Regions from separate parts of the Homo sapiens genome. Here region 2 is linked to region 1. Evidence: chromatin loops called from intact Hi-C (ENCODE). Cell type or tissue: Caco-2. All regions are shown on one strand. Links, peaks and the distances in the headings refer to the core of each region. The heading gives the core; the rest is flanking DNA. Region 1 has its middle 190 kb from the start of EGLN3-AS1. Region 2 overlaps LOC102724945 (a long non-coding RNA gene).

Region 1 (11,098 bases), core at 822-8,821:
CTCAAGGACTGAGAGACTTCCTTAATTAAATCAAACTGCTTTTCCACAGAAGCTTTAGGTAGAACCTACTTATGGGAAGCTTAAGGTAATTGATCCTGAAATTAAGCATTCTTTCAAAATCTGGGCACCGGACTTTTGGCGTACTCACAGAAACCAGAAGTAGTTTCCCCTGGCTGATCTTTGAGGGTGTCCCCTTTAAACTTGCCAGCCTCCTTCCGTGGAAGATAAAATCATGCAGGGGTATGGATTAGCTATCATGTCATTATAGCAGGCACAGCCGTCTGTTACAGGTAAATTGCTAGGCAATGTAATAACAATGCATTTTATTTACTGTGCAGGGTGCTTATCTACAGAAATGTTCCCGACAAACAAAGAAAGGCACAGCTAACCGCCTTCCCTTTAGAATACAGGCTGAAGCTATGCCAGCACCTTCAGAGAATAAAAATGCTAAATAATCTCTGTATAAACAGAGTCCCTAAAAACTCAATGCATTTCCTAACAGAAGCAGAAAAGGCAACTGGTGCCTGGGATGTCCACGAGGTCTTTCTCAGGCTCCTATCACTGCTGACTAAATCGCATCCCAATTTGGGGAGGAACCAACCAATGGTCAGTGTAAGTCCAGACTAAGAGCATTCATTGTTGTTAAATGATGATGATGATGAGGTTGATAAGGTTGACTACCATTTGTCACATGCTTGTCATCTGCCTTGCACTTTTCAACATTGTCTTTTTTTAATTCTCAAAACAAACCTATGTTAGTCCTGCTCTTAACCTCATTTAACAGATGAAGAGTTTCACAAGTAAGGAAACTGTCCACTCAGCTGTTAACTTGAAAATTCAAAAATAAGCCTGCCTCCCTCCAAAACTAGAGATATGAACCTCTGTGCTAGACCGTTCTCAAGAATCTGAGGAATTTGCCTGAGGCTGGACTTAGCATTCAGGACTCTTGTCCTCCCCTGCTATTGGTGCCTACCTTATGCACACATCCCACCCACTGAAGCATCCACTGGGCTCACACTTTGTGCCCCACAATGAGGGCCACCAATACAAAGGGCACTGTTTTACTAAAAACCTAGTAGATGCCTTTTAAACATACAGCCGTCCATGAATAGAATAAGTGAACTAATGAATGAAGGAATGAAGAAATCTAATTAAAGAGTCTAGGATGCAGCCTACAGAGACATGACTGGAATGTGATTGCTCTAAAAGAAAGCTGTGACTTAATCAATAGTATTAACATATCTGAAGAAAGAATGTGTCCACAGAAGGAAGGCAGTCTGCCCAGAGTTCAGAAAAATGGAGCACTATTGAATTTGGTGTTTATCCAATTGTGCCCAAGGGAGAGAGGGAGTACATATGGCATTGATAGAAAGATGTACCAGGATTGCTTAGTTCACTTCAATAGTCTTTGTAAACCTACTATGTGCCATGCTGTACAGTAGGCACTGTGAACGAACACACACAGACACACACACACACACACACACACACACACACAGTTCCTAACATGGAGGAACTTGCAGTGATAGTAGGAGAGACCAGCACATAAACAGTTCTTAAATGCTCAGTGCTACAACTGAGATATGTGAAAGGTGCTACTGAGTACAGAGGAGAAAACCTTAGTCCAAGGTCTGGGAAAACTTCCTGAAGTGACCCTTGAGCTGTGTTTCAACAAATAAGCAAGTGTCATCCAGGCCATAACAGACACAAAACAATTATAAGCAGAAGAACCAGCAGCTGTCCACATCACAGCATGTCAGGGATAAAAATAGTGCCTATTGCCTATTAGTCCAGAGACAGAAGATGGTGTATTTAAGTAGCCTGCAATTTATCCTTAGGGAAATAGGGAACCTTTGAAGGATGCTAGCTGGGGAATAACAAGATAAACTTGCATTTTAGAAAGATCATTCTGGCAGGAATATAAACAATGGAAGTGAATATAAAGAAAAGCCAAGAAGGCCTACAGACAAGTTTGAAGTTATTATCAAAGACCCTGGTGAGGCTCTGTCCTAGATCAAGGATAGCTAGGATAAGGAGAAGAGGGAAAAGTAAATATTTAGGAAGCGATGTTGACCGGTTGGATGGGAAGCTTGAAAGAGAGATGAGAAATCAAGAGTGATTCCAAGTTTCTGGCTTGGATGCGGTGTTAATGGTTGATTGGATGAGAAGGATGAAGAGATAAGGAATCTAAGATGATTCCAAGTTTCTGGCTTGGATGACCAAGTTGATGGTAATATCATGAACCAGGATAGAAAATATAAGAGGAGCAGCAAATTTGGATTTGGAAGCTGAAGAAAATGAGTCTTGTTCTGAACATGTTGAAGTGTCCATTGGACATCCAAGTGGAGCTGTCCATCCAGTGGGCTATTGTATACATAATTCTGCAACTCAGAAGAATCATCAGGGATAAATACTTGAGCCAGGTGCAGTGGCTCCTACCTGCCATCCCAACAACTCAGGAGGCTGGGGTGGGAGGATCACTTGAGGCCAGGAGTTTGAGACCAGCCTGTACAACACAGGGAGAGCCCATCACTACAAAAATAAAAATAAACTAGCTGGGTGTGATGGTGTGAGCCTGTAATCCCAACAACTCAGGAGGCTGAGGCAGGAGGATCACTTGAGCCCAGGAGTTTGAGGCTGCAGTGAGCTATGATTGTGCCATTGCACTCCAGCCTCAGTGACAGAGTGAGATTCCATCTCTAAAAAAAAATAAATAAATAAATATTTGAACATCGTGATCAAAGAGATAATAGTTAAAACCATGAGAGTAAGCTATCACAAGGACAAAAAACCAAACACCGCATGTTCTCACTTACAGGTGGGAATTGAACAATGAGAACACGTGGACACAGGAAGGGGAACATCACACTCCGGAGACTGTTGTGGGGTGGGGGGAGGGGGGAGGGATAGCATTTGGAGATATACCAAATGCTAAATGACGAGTTAATGGGTGCAGCACACCAGCATGGCACATGTATACATATGTAACAAACCTGCACATTGTGCACATGTACCCTAAAACTTAAAGTATAATAATAATAAAATTAAATTAAATTAAAACCATGAGAGTAAAAGAAATTAGCCAAGAATGGATAGAAAGATGGATGGATCAATGGAAGGGAAGAAAAGAAATAAGCTAATTAAAATGAGATTATTCTATATTAGCTAGCTTTAATTTTTGGAAAGTTAGAAAACTTTGTTTTACTTAAAAAAGGATAAAGAAACTGAAGAAAGTGAAGGAGAATAAACTTCAAATAAACGTTTCCTTGCCAGTAAAGTTATTATTTCTTAAAAGAGCCTTCTACGTTAAGAAAAAAAATATTAAAAAAAATAAAGTGGCTAGTCATTCAAAAAACAAAAAAACTTTCTGCTAAGAAAGATGAGGAAATTGGTACTCTCACACTCCCACCCATATTCCCTGATAAGGATTATAACATTAATTCTCTATTCTGTTACCATTTTCTACTTTTGTTTAGACTTAGTTCTTACATTTACATGAATTGAATGCCCACTACCAGTCTTTTACTGTGACTGTTTCATTCCTGAGTCCTTCACTTTGTCCTTTATTTTTACCTCTTGTGTGGCTTCATCTTGTCACTAACTTTTTTTCCAAGAAGTGTTTGTACACCCTGTAATTCTTGGGTCAATACATAAGAATGTTTACCTGTTATCTTTATATTTGACCAACTCCTTGGCTGGATATAATATTTTTGAGTCACTCTTTTCCTCAGAAATTTGTAGACATTACTTCATTGACTATTGGCACTGAGCAAAAGTCCAAGGCTAGCCAGATTTTCCCTCTCAATAAGTGATTCTCAAAGCCCATGTCTTTAACCAAATGTAGGGGAAAGAAAACTCAATCTCTCTCAATATGTTTGGCTCCTTGATGGTTTGAGGTGGACAAAACTCTCTGGCAATATTAAACAACATTTAAAAGCTACAAGCAGGCCCGGCGTGGTGTCTCACACCTGTAATCTTAACACTTTAGGAGGCCGATGCGGGCAGATCACTTGAGCCCATGAGTTCAAGACAAGCCTGGGCAACATGCTGAAACCCTGTCTCCACAAAAAATACAAAAATTAGCCGGGCATAGTGGCACAGGCCTGTAGTCCTAGCTACTCAGAAAGCTAAGGTGGAAGGATCACTTGAGCCTGGGAGGTTGAGGTTGCAATGAGCCCTGACCATGCCACTGCACTCCAGCCTGGGTAACAGAATGAGCCTTGATCTCAAAAAAATAAATAAGTAAAAATAAATAATAAAAGCTACAAGCCCTTCTCTGCCTCATTAAATCTTCTCATCCTTCAAGACTCTGCTCAAATGTTCCCCACCACCCTATAAGCCTTTCTCCTCCCTTCTTTCTAGGCAGAATTAGTATTTTCAAGGAGTAGTTATTCCATTTAGCATTGTAAGTATGCCTGTTTTCCCACTAAATTATAAACAGCTTGAGAGAAGAACCATGTTTTCTTCATTGTAACCCCAGCATATATCACTCAGCTATTAATAAACATCGTAAGGGTTCAATGTTTCCTGAGTAATCTATCCTCACTTTTCCCCCATACATATCTGAGGGACTCCTTACAGCAGGTGTGCACAAACATCAGCATGCATCCGAAATACCTGGAGGACTGGCTAAAACACATTGCTACACCCCATCCTCAGAGTTTCTGATTTAGAAGGTCTGGAGTGGGGCTCAGAAATTTGCATTTCTAACAAGTTCCCAGGTGATACCAATGCTACTGTTCCCAGAATCACACTTTGAAAACCATTAGAAATAGAAATAGACAGAACGAATCCTTGCAAATGGGAAAATGAGGTTCAGAGGAGGACCTTACATTCGTCTCCAAAAGCATCCACTTCTGAACTAAGTCCACAAAACTGTAGACTAAGTGATTTCTTATAGCATAAGACTAGAATTAGCCCAAATATTAGAGCATGTGGCCCACGAGAAAAGACATTTCATGACGCTTCCCTTAATTTTTCTTTCTTGATTCATCTTATCACTCATGAATAAAGTACCCTCAATCAGTGTTATTTACCATGATTCTCTATTATAACTATTAACTGTACCCACCTTAATTCAATGGTCAGGTGGGAGTATACATGCAGAGGGAATTCATGTACTTCAAACTCTCCTTCAAAATAAAACAATAATAATAGTCATTTAAAAATCCATTTCTCTCTCACCCTTATTGTGTTTTCTCAGGCTTTTCATTCTGTCTCCCTGCCTTCTTATTTCCCACACACATGAAACAGTGGTGATTTTTAACGTCAAGATTTTGCAAACCATCGCCAGGTACACATTCCCCACCACATCATCCTTGCCATTTAGCCGTTCGGTCCCTGGAGAGGATGGTCAGTGGCCCCAAGGCTTCTACAGCAACTTCTAAGTGGTGATTTTTGTGCTCCTTTCCCTAAAGGGCTTGAATTTCTCGGAGCACTAAATCTCCCCCGGTTTTCTGCGCGCTATCACGCGCTGCGGTGCACCAAAGTTGCGTTGCAGTGCCACCTACAGTCTGCTTCTGATAGAGACCCAGAGCCACCCAATCCAGGGCCCTCTCCACCAGCTGACCAGTTAAAGCAAAATACAGACATTCTGGATTCAAGTGGACTCTGCCTCTATAAGAAACTGCTCAGTACAAAGTCAAGGAGCCCTCCTATCTGAACTTCCATCTGGAACTATGGATTGCTAAACCGTTTGAAATGGTGTCATCAGCTTGGATTCTTGCTTCACATTGTGTTTTTAACTTTGGAAGTTTTAAACACCTTCATGGCAAGAGGCCTCCCGTGGTGACAGTATGAGAAGAGGAAAACAGTGGCTGCTGGGCCTTTCCTTTCTGCTTCTTGTGGTTGTGGCAGTGTTTGAGCTTCGTTAAGATCTGCAGGGTGAAAATCAGCTCGGCCCGGCCAGGGAGCCAGAATGAAATGGAGCGCCTGTGCGCGCATTCGGAAAGCAGCAGCCACGTTAGGAGCCTAGGGTCCATTCGCTCTCATTTAATGTTTCTTCTCAGGCAGAGAAGTACAGGCATCAAACATCCCGGCCCTTTTATGGCACATAAATCACAGGTCAGCGCCTTCCACGGAGGCTCCTGCTTGCTAAGTGAGTGGTTACACCAGGAGCAAGGAAGCAACATTTCAGCACACTTAGAGACCCAGGAGGATGAGCTGATTGCACAGGGCAGAGCCAGGAATTTCTCCCTACAGTTGAATGATTAAAACCTTTCTCCTGCTTGAGAACTGGGACATTGTTTCGAACTTTCCACAGGCAGCAGCTTGCACCCAGATCTGCCCTGGGTCCCAATCTGCCATTAACTCCTTTCTCAGAGAGTTGGTTTCCACAGCCCCTACAGAGCAGAGCAGGCTCTGAGACGCCATCTCTTGGCCCGCCGCTAATTGAACTAAGGTGAACTTTTTCCTCACTGAATCCACAGAATCTCTGTCTTGATGATTTATGTCAAGAGACTGAGAAAGCTGGAAGCTAAGCCACGTTAACAGGAGGGCCCTAAGTAAGGGTCCATGAACTTGGCCTGCTGAGGTCCTTGAAACTGCCCTGGCTTCTGCCATTCCTATGTCTACCACTGTGGCTTTTCTGTGGTTGATGAGTCCTGTACCCAAAACCAACTTGAGAAGATTGGGCTCCTTAGTACCGAAATTGGTAACTAAGACACGCTAAATCTTAGAGAACACACATCAGACTCATGTGGGGATTTCCGCTCACTACCCCACACCATGGGGAAGAATCTCCACAGCCTGCCCTCAGCCCACCAATGTTCCTGCCCTCCAGCCAAAGGCAGGAGATGGCTACCCCGTGGGGCAGGGGTGCGGACAAGGGAAGGCGGTGGAGACCAGTCCACAGACTGCTATCTACCCACAATCCATCACTGGTTAGCAACAAGAAAAGCACAGAAACAGTGTTGGGAACTACTATGACAATTTTTCAAAGCAATTTAATATTTATCAAATCTAACAATAAAAAATTAGAGCTTGTGTTTTGAATGTTGTTTTCCTTTTCATTTTTCTAGTATTTTATTTCTGTTGTATTTTATGTATTTATCCAAAGGAAAAGAAATAATTATATTGAAGAAACTCCTGCACCCCCACGTTTATTGCAGCACTGTTCACAATAGCCAAGATACAGAATCAACCCAGGCATCCAACAACAGACGAGTGGATAAAGAAAATGTGGTACATACACACAATGGAGTACTATTCAGCCATAAAAAAGAATGAAATCAAGTCATTTGCAGCAACATGCATGAAACTGGAGGACATTGTGTTAAGTGAAATAAGCTAGAGACAGAAAGTTAAATACCACGTTCTCACTCATATGTGGAAACTTCAAAAAAAAAAACGTTGGTAAAGGTAAAAGTAGCACAGAAGATACAAGAAGCTGGGAAGGGTAGGGGGAAGGGAGGGATAGGAAGAGATTTGTTAAAGGACACAAAATTACAGCCAGATAGGAGGAATAAGTTCTAGTGTTCTATACCACCATAGGATGACTGTAGTTAACAATAATATGTCACATAGTTTTAAGTAGCTAGAAGGAGGATATTGAATATTCCCAACACAAAGAAATGACAAATGTTTGGGATGATGGATGTGCTGATTACCCTGATCACTACACTTTATAATACTGGAGCATCACTATGTACCACTGTGAATATGTACAATTATTATTTGTCCATTTAAAAATTTTTAAAGTTTTTTCTTTAAAAGATTATCAGTCCACAAGAGATTGGAAATAAAAAACAAAACAACATACGTAAGTCTTTCATTATGAATAGTTTGAAGTGCACTACTTTAAATTCCCCTCTTCACTCTGGCCCAAGCCCCTTGGCCATCCAGCAGGCAGGATCTCAGAGAAGGCAGGAATGCAGCTGTGCCTTCTCTGCAAGGAAAAGCAATGACTCAAGCAGAGGCAAAGCCTACTGTTCACACCGATGAAGAGAACCCATGCTTGGATCATTCAGGCAGAGGCAGGGCCTTGGACTTAAGTCTAATTGCCCCAAACATTCCAATATAGAAAAGATCTTAAGACCCATGGCATCCTGATGGAGTTAAGGACAAGTATTCCAAGCCAGTCAGGAAGCACTTCCAAGAGCAAATTTTTGGGCTGCATCCAGGGGTGAGTCAAGTGGTCCAACTGAGTTTGGGGGACTTGTAACATCTCTAGTCAGTGTTTCTCTATGCCATCTCCCTCAAATACCCCCTACACACATATGCGCACACACACACACACACACACTTATTCTTCATCCCTCCCTGGAGCTTGTCCACTTCTCTGAGCAGCACCAATTTCCTTGCAGCCAGTAGCAAGAGCACAGATGTGGAGAATGCATGGCTCCCACATTTCTTGATATAGACTTGAGGTCTTGCCTTATCCTCTCCAAGGAAGAGCTGAGGCCACTGGGAACATGGAGTGGGCCCATAGGCCATGGCAAAGCCTCCCAACTCTAAGTCCTTTCTGTGTAAGTCCAGAAAATGAAATATTGACATGGAAACATCTTTCAAAAAGAAAAAACATGTGGCTCTTTAATACATGAAAATTTAAAAGTATAAGGAAAAGAGGAGGAACAAATAAATGGAGAGCAAGGCAGAAAAGGAGGCAGGAAAAGAAGAGGGGATAGAGGGCTATAAATTTCATGAGGGCAAAGAACATGTCTGTGTCCCAGTGCCAAGCACAGTGCTGGGCACATAATGGCACTCAACTCAGATTCAGTTTGTTGAGTGAATAAAGAAAAGAAGGAAAAATTGACACAGGAGCAAGGAGGGAGAAGATGCTCAAGAAGCATGCAGCTGCCCAGATTCCTCCTGGCATTCTACCCGGGATCTCACTGCTGTCCCTCCGGCCCACAGGAGGAAGCAGGCAGCGGGGAGGGCCTGGCTGCACGGGGCACATGCTGTGGGCAGGGTGGTGGCTGCACATGGGCTCCTTCTCTAAAGCAAGGCTCCTTGTTGGTCTCCTTCTCTCTTTCTTTTTGATTCCTGAAAAACATTGTTTTAATGCAGGGAAGAGTCATTGATTTCATTTGAAACAATGCCCAACAGGATATGGCGTCTCAAACAGCTCCTTGGCCCTTGGCAATTGTTGTGTGCAGGTGTTTCATGCAAGTGCCGGGCAGCACGTACAGCACTGAGACCCAGGCAACACTGGGCGTAGGCCTGGAGAGTGGCCCAGGACACATGGGGCTTATGGCACCAAGCCCTGTGGCGTCTTCTACATTCCAAGAATTCAACTCCTTCCCACATGCCTCCCCCACCCCTTGCTAACCTCACTTCCAGCCCCCAGTCTGTAGTATAATAGGAATTGGGTTTTCCCTCTTGTTATTTCTTTTTTTTTTTTCTGAGACTCCCTCTTGTTATTTCTGTAACTCATAAGATAAAAACAAACCATAGTCCCAAAGAGAGAAATGTATCTGCACTAAACAGAATGGCAGTAAGGAAGAAGGAAGACTGCTTGGTAACGACATACAAAAACAGGACGGACTTTAACCAAAAAAGGCAATAACAAACATATGAACACTGATAGAGTAGAACAAAAAGTTTATCAATAAAAATCAGTGCATATACAAACATATTTTTAATCCAAGCTTCCAAGAGTAAAGTGGAAATAAGGAGTATTGCAGCATGAAGAAGTATCTCCAACCCATAGAACTTTACAAGTCGCCCTGGACAGAGTTCAACGGTCTCCATTATGCAGCAATTACACTACCAGCCATACACCCAACAGAAGCGAAAACACATATCTACAGGAAAATTTTTACATGGATATTTATAGCAACATTATTCACAATAACCAAAAAATTGAAACAACCCAAATTGAAACAATCAGTTGATGAATGGATAAATAACATGTGGTATATCCATACAGTGGTATGTTATTTGGCAATAAAAAGGAATGAATACATTGATGTAACAGGATGAAACATGACAAAATTACGCTAAGTGAAAGAAGCCACACACAAAGGATCACATATTGTATGATCCCTTTTTCTTTTTTTTGAAATGTCCAGAATAGACAGATCTATTGAGACAGAAAGTAGATTAGTGTTTGCCTACAGCAGGGAGGGGGATGGCAGGATGGGGGGGTGACAGCTAAGGGGATCAGGATTACTTTGGGGGGTAGTACAAAGATTCTAAAATTGACCATAGTGATGGTTGCTCAGCTCTGTAAATATACTAAAAGCTATTGAAACATATAAACTGGTAAATTGTATGGAATATGTCCATGTAAATAAAAGCATAAAAAAAAAGGACAGGTGGTTTCCCAAGCAGAGATAAGAAGGGTGTGGCACGGCCAATGGATTTCACGGACAAGGAAAGGGTAAGGGAAGCATGCTAAGTCTTGTAGTGTCAGGAGTGATTTTGTCACTCCTTTTTATCCTCACTGACTCTAAGTCTCTGCTCCAAGACTTCACCAAGAGGGTCCTAGAAAAGAACCCCTCTCTTTTCCCCCTGTGTTTTCATAATGTAAATGACTGATAAGTGCTTAAAGTGTTACCCTTTCAGAGATATTTCTATCTTCAGATCATAATCATAGGAATGTAGAATATTTGAGCCTTAGGAACAATCTCATCTGCTGGATTTTTGTGTACTCTCTGGAGCCCTTTCAGGGCTGTAAAGTTGGAGCCAAGAAGGGAAGGGCTGTGGGCAGTCATACATTTTAGAAAAACACCCTCTCTGGGTGGTTAAATAACATTTTGAGGGTTTAAAAGATAGAAACTCTTAGCCATCCAGAATGAATAAATTATCAAGAACAATTCAGCCCTGAAGTTTTTGAAGAATTGACATTTGACTGCTTTTCCCATGAAAGGCACCATGAGGCCCACATTCCCCATCATGAGTTCCAGAGAGCCACTCACAGGCTTCTAGCACATATGACAGCTGCCCTCTTCCACATCTGGACATTACCCCAGACCCTTCTCTAGGCCCTGCCTGATGTGACATCCCCTCCAATGTGCTACCATCCTGTCCAAGGCACCAGTGGCTGACCCAGGACAATAAATGGCCCAGACCAAACTTGTGCCCCAGCACACAGGTCACTAGGAAAGCCTTCTAAATCAGGCCCTGGATGAGCCTGTCTCCAGTGCATGATGGATTG
Region 2 (11,098 bases), core at 1,885-9,884, 88 kb before region 1:
TAAGAATCCAAGTATCAAAAGTTTCATGTGTCATGAGCTCACAAAATTATGTCATGTAAAAGAAGGATATCATATAATCTCAATTTTCAAAAAAGAAAATATGTACACATACATGTAAAATATAACAGTGGAGTTCTGAGTGTACTTTTGTTTTCATTATATTTTATTTTTGTATTATCCAAATTTTTTATAAAAAAAAATGTAGTTTCCCCCAGAAAACACTTTTTATAAAGGCAAGAAAATTAAATTCTGATGCATTTGGATGATAGGATAGGTCTTTTCAAAAGAGAGGAATAGCCTGAACATAGACCTAAGATCCTCAGAACTCACCAGGGAAAAAAATACTGAAGAAACCACTCTTCTTATTCATGGCACCTTCCTGGTAATGATAGGACATTCCCTGCTGGTGGGTTAGCTGGTTTACAAAAGAGAGTGGATGCACTCTCCCTTTAGCAAAGAAAACATATTTATTGTTAATTACTTAGACCAACAAATGTCTTCAAACCTGAAGAAATACTCCTCTTTAGATCAAGTAGAGCAGTTTTCTTGTAACTTTCTTGATATTTGTCACTCTCCACTTTGTATTGCATCAATACAGAGGGAAAGACAAGACAACTGAAATTAAAGTGAAAAGATATACATTCAAAACCTGGCTGTACTACTTACTAGCTCAGAGACATCAAGCAAGTCATTTATCCTTTCCAAATCTCACATTACCTGCCATTCAAGGAATGCAATACAATAAGGGTAATTAAAGGGAAAGGAAGAAAAAAATCAGAACCAAGAAAAGGCAGAAAGAGCACATACACTCCTTACAAGGGTGGATATTGTTTTTATTTTTGAGCAACAGCTTTACTCTGCATTTCCGGACATCCATTTTTGTTGTTATCCAACATCTGCCCACCGATATTCCTTTTGAAGACTACCCCATTAATCTTGAGAGTGGCTGGTACTCCCTCTAAGACATCGAAAGGGACTAGCTTTCCAAACTGAAGCCTTTGGCTAATCAGAAACTTTTCCAGGACTTGAATGTAGAGTGACCCAACATCATGAAGGCAATTGCACGTCTTACTCAACCTGGCCCAGCAGCAAGAGAACCAGTTCCTGTGACCTCACTATCCAGAACTCTCTTGGTTCCTATGTGCTTCCCAGGCTTGGTTTTTGAGCATTCCATCTATTTTGTGAGCCTCGCTCTGATTGTGCAACATTCCTTGAATGGCAGGTAAAGCAAACTTTGGGAGGCTTTTGGGTTTGTTTGTTTTTTTTTAAGGAATTAAGTAACAACATTTTAATCAATAAATATGAACATGTGTTTGTTAACCAGTTATTATTTGGCAGAAAAAAAAAGTCATTTACAAAGAATGCAAAAGATAACACCACCTTGAAAACAAAGTGCCAAAAGTCTTTGCCATAAACATTTCCTCACTTATAGAACTAGAAGTAACAAACATTTATTCAGAATAAGGCTTGAAATAATCTAAAAAGTTCCAGATATATTTTAAAGCTGTAACAGATTATTTTGCATGTAATGCCAAAATAGATTATTTTGCACATAGTAGACTATCTGACAACCCAATGAATAAATGATTGAATAGATGAATTGTTGAACATCAGAGAAAGTGAATACTTATGTTCACATTATGGGCCAGGCCTATATTCAACTCTTGGTCTTCTCCTGCCTCACTGTCCCTTGCTCTTCCAAGGGCCTTGGACAGGGGACTTTCAGGTAGGGCTGGAATGGTAAGGTGTAAAGTGAAATTTGAAAAGGATAAATGACTTGTCCACTGCCCCTGAGCTAGTCAGTGGTACAGCTTGGTCCTGAATCATCCTTTCAACAAATTCCTCTTTTCTTTTTCTTTTTTTTTTTTTTTAGATCAAGTCTCACTCTATCGCCCAGGCTGGAGTGCAGTGGTGCGATCTTGGCTCACTGCAATCTCTCCCTGGTTCAAGCAATTCCCCTGCCTTAGCCTCCCGGGTAGCTGGGATTACCGACGCATGCCACCACACCCGGCTAATTTTTTTGTACTTTTAGTAGAGAAGGGGTTTCACCATATTGGCCAGACTGGTCTCGAACTCCTGACCTCAGGCTATCTGCCTGCCTTGGCCTCAAGGGCCTGTAATCCCCAAAGTGCTGGGATTACAGGCATGAGCCGCCACACCCTGCCACAAATTCCTCTTTTCTGACTGCAATAGCCAGAATCGATTTCTGTGGTATGCAAACTAGAACCTTGGAAAAAAATAGAAACATAAGTTACACAGTTCTCAAATCTGGAAAAAAAAAAAAAAAAAAAAAAAGGATATAGACCATTTCCTCACAAGAGACAATGCTTTTTTGGGACTAAATTCAAAAAGTAACTCTCAAGGGGGAAGACACATGGAGGAGAGCCTTAAGTCATTCAATAGATCATGTACTTATGATGACCAGATAGTCTTTAACCTGGTATTTTATGTCTTGTTAACCCCGGCCTTGTTCATAAAAGTATCTACTATAATTTTGCTGAAGGAAGGACTAAACGAATGAGGATGCTTTCTAGAAACTTTTCTCAGCTGACATTCTCAATTGGTGTTCAACCACCCTTATCTAGAGGAGACACAGGATTTCCATAACAATACCTAAGACCCTCTTCCTCCTCAGCTCCAACACCCACCTACAAGATTGGCAGATCCTACATAATTACCCACACAGTGAGCACTTTCTATTTCTCCTGATTCTTCATTCTTCTTCCCTACCAGCAAGTTTATATCCTGTCAGAAATTATTATTTGTGCTTCTCTTTCCTGCACCTAGTCCAAAGCCAAAGGTGAAAGGTGATGGGAGTGAGCAGGAGGTCATGGAGCTTATCCCTGAGGACCTACATGGAGGGCATCTTGGAAGTTCACCGAGAAGAGCCGGTGGGCAGGATCAGGCAAAGTAGGGCTGGGCCCTCTGCTCCCTCAGCTCAGGAGCCCTTTTCCTGCCTCTCTAGTGGGTTTCATAACTCCATAGAAGATGATTCTGAATGCCAACCAAATAACTTCACACAATTAGAATGGCCAGCCAGACCTAAAATACAGAAGTCTAAAACTACTGCTCAGTGGGGCCTGTCAATGACATCAACAGGAGACAGACACCCAGGTTATCATTCTGCTAAGACCTTGCCTTTTACCCATCCTGCTGCTAAAGGAAGTTTTCTCCTTCTACGTTGAGTCATGTTAATCATAGATTCCCATTTTCTTAAACTTCTAATTTAAACTGTTGAGATTGCAAATCTTTAAGATTCACAATCAACTGGACCAATAATCCAATAGTATCTTCTACAAGAGTATTCTTCTTTAGGAGAGCTGGGCAGTGATGATGAACTAGTAGTATTCACCCTAGTAGGTCATTGCCTGGAGTCCCTGGGAGGCATTAGATTCCTGACATAAGTTGTGTTTCCTCAGATACCAGGAAAGGCTAGAGCATGGCAATAGCATTCTGGAAATAAAAAGTATCACTGCCTTCTCCCTCCTGCTCCTGTCCCCCACCACCCCCAGTTTCCTGCACAAGCCTTGTACAAGTGGGGAGAGCAACTTGCTCAAATCCAGACCCAGAAGTAAGGAATAGACCCTGGCATCCTAACAAGGCTGGAACCTGCTACACCAGAGTGCCTGCTTTTCATTGAGAAATACAAAGAAGCAGCAGCTCCTCCTTTGGCCCGAGGCCAACCTCCACAGTAGAGTCAAAATGTTCTATCACCCCTGATGCAAAGCATCTCAATCCCTGCTGAGTGGCTGGAGAAGCAGTGGGAGCAACTCAGCCTGGCAGGATCTGTATTTCACTGTCTCCCTATTATGGAGTAATATAAAAATATGTTACAGCAGCATCAGGCAAGCAAAGCATTACAGGAGGTCTGAATTCAAGGCCCGGTGTCACCTCAGCTCATTAGCTTTTCTATGGATGGCAAGGCAGATTCCCTTCCCCCTTGAACAAGCAAGAGACTCACTGTGTTGAGCCTTGCTCACCAAGTCAAGGCAGATCTCCAGGAAAATAGGCCTGCTGATGTGGAAGAAAAGAAGGCAAGCCAGAGCAAGGGGCCACCGGTGGCCTACAGGGGAGCCTCCAGGGCTGACCCCTTTGCTTTTCCTATTTAGCATTTATTTGAACTGAAATTTACATGTTTGGCTTCAGTCCAAGAACTAGCATTTTGTGAGAGAGCCTGAACCCAGCTTATTTTAAGTATATAATAATGACAACTAGAGGGACTTTTTGTCTGGCATCCTTCAATTTCCCAGAAAGGGAGAAAGGGATGTAAACTTACCTGCTTGCCCCACAAAGCTATTACTATCACATGTCCAGCCATCTCTCTCAGTGATGTTTTTCAGAAAGCAAAGGTTTAAATGAGTAGAGAGGAAAACCTTACCTGAACAAATGACAATTTTACAAATGTTGAGTTACATGAGTTCTCAGGTGTCTGAGAAGCTGGGTAAATATGTACCAAGCCTGAACAATGATATAGCTGTGGTTTTTCCATTTGAGCCAGAAGATGATGGACATCTCTGGATGGCACTGTATCCAGTGGTTGCTCCCATTTCTTTTCACAAAGGAATCACAATGAAAAGGCAAAAATGGCATTTTCAGTGCCTTGTTTGACAGGGTTAGGGAGGTGGGATGGGATGGCCATCCTGACCACAGGGGCATGGGAAGGAGAGTGGTAAGGAGGAAGAAAACAGAATTGTACACCTGAACACAGAGTCAGGAAGCACTTGTCATTGTGGCCACTTTAGCCACTCGCCCACATACATCACCGTAATAACCACTCAGTGGGCTTGGACAAAAGACAAACCCAAAAGTGGTGTGCAAAGGGTTTTGACCTTAAATACTTCACATACGAATTTACTTCCTCAAGAACTTTATCAGGCTGCTGCCATCTTCAAAGAACCTCAACATTATTGTCACAATCCTTAAATCAATTTGCAACAGGCACTTGAAGCTCTCTCAGAGACGAGAAGTGCATGGTTTGTTTGTCCTTCTCTATTGACCAAGTTTTGACTTTCTAAAATACTCTCCCTCCTTGAAAGTGGATTTCAAAAAGTGTTCCAGTTACAATTCTTTTAGACTCTGATCCTCTCCCAGATGTATAAACAAATATGTATATTAAACATCCTGTTCAAACAAAGTAGGGAAAACAGGCTAAGATTATGGGGCAGGGAAGCAGCAGTCTCTCTTTCAGTGCCTCTTTGCCATCCCCTACCTTGTGTCCATTAGAACATCTTCAAAATTACATGAGACTCATTGCAGCTTCTTCCTAAAACAAGGCTAGTGACACTTTAGCTCTAAGATTCCAAAATCATTTGAAGGAATAGCCTGTAGAACCAATCCTCTGTATCTTTGCATCTCAGATTGAATACTTCCAAAAATAAGCATTAAAACATATAGGCACCACTTATTATACTTTTATTAACTCACATAATCTATACAACCTCATTGGGAATGGGTATCCTTACACCCAATCAAAAGGTCATGAAACTCAAGCTGAGAGAGGTTGACTGTTTTAGCTAAGGTCACACAAACAATACATGGCAGAGAGGGGCTTGAATCCAGACCCTCGGCCTCTTTCTACCATGTCATAGCTGCCTCTCAAATGTGTCACAGGAGACCTAAATCTAGTAAACACTAAAGTGCAACAAATATCACATTCCCCTATGGGCTCCCCATCTTGTAAGATGCAAACTCCAAAGCCTCTAGAGGCCAAGCTCTGTGGAGCCCTAGAGAACTGCAGAGCAACTGCATCCTCTAAAGAGGTGGTTGCAACACAGTTCTAACACAAGGTGGCTATAAGAATGAGGAGTTCAGTGGCTGGCAAGATGGCTGAATAGGAACAGCTCTGGTCTGTAGCTCCCAGCAAGATCAACGCAGAAGGCAGGTGATTTCTGCATTTCCAACTGAGGTACCTGGCTCATCTCATTGGGACTGGTTAGACAGTGGGTGCAGCCCACAGAGGGTGAGCCAAAGCAGGGTGGGGTACTGCCTCACCCGGGAAGTGCAAGGGGTTGGGGAACGCCCTCCCCTAGCCAAGGGAAGCCCTGAGGGACTGTGCCGTGAGGAACGGTGCACTCTGGCCCATATATTACGCTTTTCCCATGGTCTTCCCAACCCACAGATGAGGAGATTCCCTCCAGTGCCTACACCACCAGGGCCCTGGGTTTCAAGCACAAAACTGGGTGGCCGTTTGGGCAGACACCTAGCTAGCTGCAGGAGTTTCTTCATACCCCAGTGGCTCCTGGAATGCCAACAAGACAGAACCATTCACTCCCCTGGAAAGAAGGCTGAAGCCAGGGAGCCAAGTGGTCTTGCTCAGCAGATTGCACCCCCACAGACCCCAGCAAGCTAAGATCCACTGGCTTGAAATTCTTGCTGCCAGCACAGCAGTGTGAAGTGGACGTGGGACTCTCGAGCTTGGTGGGGGGAGGGGCGTCTGCCATTACTGAGGCTTGAATAGGCAGTTTTTCCCTCACAGTGTAAACAAAGCCTCCGGGAAGTTCAAACTGGGTGGAGCCCACAGCAGCTTGCCAAAGCCGCTGTAGCCAGACTGCCTTGCTAGATTCTTGCTCTCTGGGCGGGGCATCTCTGAAAGAAAGGCAGCAGCCATAGTCAGGGGCTTATAGATAAAACTCCCATTTCCCTGGGACAGAGCACCTGGGGGAAGGGGCGGCTGTTGGCGCAGCTTCAGCAGACTTAAATGTTCCTGCCTGCCAGCTCTGAGGAGAGCAATGTATCTCCCAGCACAGCGCTCAAGCTCTGCTAAGGGACAGACTGCCTCCTCGAGTGAATCCCTGACCCTCATGTCTCCTGATAGGGAGACACCTCCCAGCAGGGGTCGACAGACACCTCATACAGGAGAGCTCCAGCTGGCATCTGGCAGGTGCCCCTCTGGGATGAAGCTTCCAGAGGAAGGAACAGGCAGCAATCTTTGCTGTTCTGCAGCCTCTGCTGGTGATACCCGGGCAAACAGGGTCTGGAGTGGACCTCTAGCAACTCTAGCAGACGTACAGCAGAGGGGCCTGTTAGAAGGAAAACTAACAAACAGAAAAGGATAGCATCAACATCAACAAAAAGGACGTCCACACAAAAACCCCATCCGAAGGTCACCAACATCAAAGACCAAAGGTAGAAAAGTCCACAAAGATGAGGAAAAACCAGCGCAAAAAGGCTGAAAATTCCAAAAACCAGAATGCCTCTTCTCCTCCAAAGGATCACAACTCCTCACCAGCAAGGAAACAAAAATGGACAGAGAATGAGTTTGATGAGTTGACAGAAGTAGGCTTCAGAAGGTAGGTAATAGCAAACTCCTCTGAGCTAAAGGAGTATGTTCTAATCCAATGCAAGGAAGCTAAGAACCTTGATAAAAGGCTACAGGAACTGCTAACTAGAATAACCAGTTTAGAGAAGAACATAAATGACCTGAAGGAGCTGAAAAACATAGCATGAGAACTTCATGAAGCATACACAAGTATCAACAGTCGAATTGATCAAGCGGAAGAAAGGATATCAGAGATTGAAGATCAGCTGAATGAAATAAAGCGTGAAGACAAGATTAGAGAAAAAAGAAAGAAAAGGAATGAACAAAGCCTCCAACAAATATGGGACTATGTGAAAAGACCAAACCTACATTTGATTGGTGTACCTGAAAGTGATGGGGAGAATGGAACCAAGCTTGGAAAGACATTCCAGGATATTATCCAGGAGAACTTCCCCAACCTAGCAAGGCAGGCCAACATTCAAATTCAGGAAATACAAACAACACCACAAAGATACTCCTTGAGAAGAGCAACCCCAAGACACATAATTGTCAGATTCACCAAGGTTGAAATGACGGAAAAAATGTTAAGGGCAGCCAGAGAAAAAGGTCAAGTTACCCACAAAGGGAAGCCCATCAGACTAACAGCAGATCTCTCAGCAGAAACCCTACAAGCCAGAAGAGAGTGGGGGCCAATATTTGACAACTTAAGAAAAAGAATTTTCAACCCAGAATTTCATATCCAGCCAAACTAAGCTTCATAAGTGAAGGAGAAATAAAATCCTTTATGGACAAGCAAATGCTAAGAGATTTTGTCACTACCAGGCCTGCCTTACAAGAGCTCCTGAAGGAAGCACTAATTATGGAGAGAAAAAAACGGTACCAGCCACTGCAAAAACATACCAAATTATAAAGACCTCAACACTATGAAGAAACTGCATCAACTAATGTGCAAAATAACCAGCTAGCATCATAATCACAGGATGAAATTCACACATAACAATATTAACCTTCAATGTAAAATGGGCTAAATGCGCCAATAAAAAGACACAGACTGGCAAATTGGATAAAGAGTCAAGACCCATCGGTGTGCTGTATCCAGGAGAGCCATCTCACGTGCAAGGACACACATAGGCTCAAAATAAAGGGATGGAGGAATATTTACCAAGCAAATGGAAAGCAAAAAAAAGCAGGGGTTGCAATCCAGTCTCTGATAAAACAGACTTTAAACCAACAAAGATCAAAAAAGACAAAGAAGGGCAATACATAATGGTAAAGGGATCAATGCAACAAGAAGAGCTAACTATCCTAAATATATATGCACCCAATACAGGAGCACCTAGATTCATAAAGCAAGCTCTTAGAGACCTACAAAGAGACTGAGGCTCCCACACAATAATAGTGGGAGACTGTAACACCCCACTCTCAATATTAGACAGATCAACAAGACAGAAAATTAACAAGGATATTCAGGACTTGAACTCAGCTCTGGACAAAGAAGACCTAATAGACATTTACAGAACTCTCCACCCCAAATCAACAGAATATACACTCTTCTCAGCACCACACTGCACTCATTGTAAAATTGACCACATAATTGGAAGTAAAACACTTGTCAGCAAATGTAAAAGAATGGAAATCATAACAAACAGTCTCTCAGACCACAGTCCAATCCAATTAGAACCAAGGATTAAGAAATTCACTCAAGGCTGGGTGCGGTGGCTCATGCCTGTAATCCCAGCACTTTGGGAGGCCGAGACGGGCAGAACACAAGATCAGGAGATCGAGACCATCCTGGCTAACACAGTGAAACCCCATCTCTACTAAAAATCAAAAAAATTAGCCAGGCATGTTGGCAGGCACCTGTAGTCTCAGCTACTCCAGAGGCTAAGGCAGGAGAATGGCATGAACCCAGGAGGTGGAGCTTGCAGTGAGCCGAGATTGCACCACTGCACTCCAGCCTGGGTGACAGGGCAAGACTCCATCTCAAAAAAACAAAAAAAAAAAGAAACTCACTCAAAACCGCACAACTACATAGAAACTAAACAACCTGCGCCTGAATGACTACTGGGTAAATAACAAAATGAAGACAGAAATAAATAAGTTCCTCGAAACCAATAAGAACAAAGACACAATGTACCAGAATCTCTGGGACACAGCTAAAGCAGCGTTTAGAGGGAAATTTATAGCATTAAATGCCCACAGAAGAAAGCAGGAAAGATATAAAGTTGACACCCTAACATCACAATTAAAAGAACTAGAGAAGCAAGAGCAAATAAATTCAAAAGCTAGCAGAAGACAAGAAATAACTAAGATCAGAGCAGAACTGAAGGAGATAGAGACATGAAAATCCCTTCAAAAAAATCAGTGAATCCAGGAGCTGGTTTTTTGAAAAGATCAACAAAATAGATAGACCACTAGCCAGACTAATAAAGAAGAAAAGAGAGAAGAATCAAATAGACACAATAAAAAATGATAAAGGGGATATCACCACTGATCCCACAGAAATACAAACTACTATCAGAGAATACTATAAACACCTCTATGCAATTGAACTAGAAAATCTAGAAGAAATGGATAAATTCCTGGACACATACACCCTCCCAAGACTAAACCAGGAAGTAGTTGAATCCCTGAATGGACCAATAACATGTTCTGAAATTGAGGCAGTAATTAATAGCCTACCAACCAAAAAAAAAGTCCAGGACCAGATGGATTCACTGCCAAATTCTACCAGAGGTAAAAGAGGAGCTAGTACCATTCCTTCTGAAATTATTCCAATCAACAGAAAAAGAGGCACTCCTCCAAAACACATTTTATGAGGCCAGTATCATCCTGATACGAAACCTGGCAGAGACACAACAAAAAAAAGAAAATTTCAGGTCAATATCCCTGATGAACATTGATGCGAAAATCCTCAATAAAATACTGGCAAACCAAATCCAGCAGCACATCAAATAGCTTATTGACCATGATCAAGTCGGCTTCATTCCTGGGATGCAAGGCTGGTTCAACATATGCAAATCAATAAATGTAATCCATCACATAAACAGAACCAATGACAAAAACCACATGATTATCTCAATAGAGGCAGAAAAGGCCTTCGATAAAATTGAACACCACTTCATGCTAAAACCTCTCAATAAACTAGGTGTTGATGGAACACATCTCAAAATAATACGAGCTATTTATGATAAGCCCACAGCCAATATCATACTGAATGGGCATAAGCTGGAAGCATTCCCTTTGAAAACCAGCACAAGACAGGGACGCCCTCTCTCACCACTCCTATTCAACATAGTATTGGAAGTTCTGGCCAGGGCAATCAGGCAAGAGAAAGAAACAAAGGGTATTCAAATAGGAAGAGAGGATGTCAAATTGTCTCTGTTTGTGGATGACGTGATTGTATATTTAGAAAACCCCATCATCCCAGCTCCAAATCTCCTTAAGCTAACAAGCAACTTCAGCAAAGTCTCAGGATACAAGATCAATGTGCAAAAATCACAGGCATTCCTATACACCAATAACAGACAAACAGAGACCCAAATCATGAGTGAACTCCCATTCACAATTGCTACAAAGAGAATAAAATACCTAGGAATATAACTTTTAAGGGATGTGAAGGACCTCTTCAAGGAGAACTATAAGCCACTGCTCAAGGAAATCAGAGAGGACACAAACAAATGGAAAAACATTCCATGCTCATGGATAGGAAGAATCAATATCGTGAAAATGGCTATACTGCCCAAAGTAATTTATAGATTCAATGCTATCCCTATCAAGCTCTCATTGACTTTCTTCACAGAATTGGAAAGAACTACTTTAAATTTCATATGGAACCAA

Evidence for each region. Peaks named below come from ENCODE experiments on the same cell type or tissue, not always from the same donor. Only the 100,000 strongest peaks of a DNase experiment are listed, where the experiment ranks them.
Region 2: it touches region 1 in a loop (8-fold over the local background); 11 of 110 quality-filtered maps call a loop at or near these places.

What each region holds. Positions count from the first base shown.
Region 1 is chr14:34,222,688-34,233,785 of GRCh38, forward strand. No RefSeq gene overlaps it. Among named protein-coding and RNA genes, the nearest start is that of EGLN3-AS1, 190 kb to the left of the region's middle. In Caco-2, for the core only: a CTCF peak has its summit at 5,540 (motif pointing left); DNase peaks (open chromatin) are centred at 954 and 5,514.
Region 2 is chr14:34,133,531-34,144,628 of GRCh38, forward strand. All of the region lies in intron 2 of LOC102724945 (a long non-coding RNA gene), which reads right to left. Among named protein-coding and RNA genes, the nearest start is that of EGLN3-AS1, 99 kb to the left of the region's middle. RefSeq lists enhancers at 5,513-6,332, 6,333-7,151. In Caco-2, for the core only: no CTCF peak of the experiment used is centred there; a DNase peak (open chromatin) is centred at 6,501.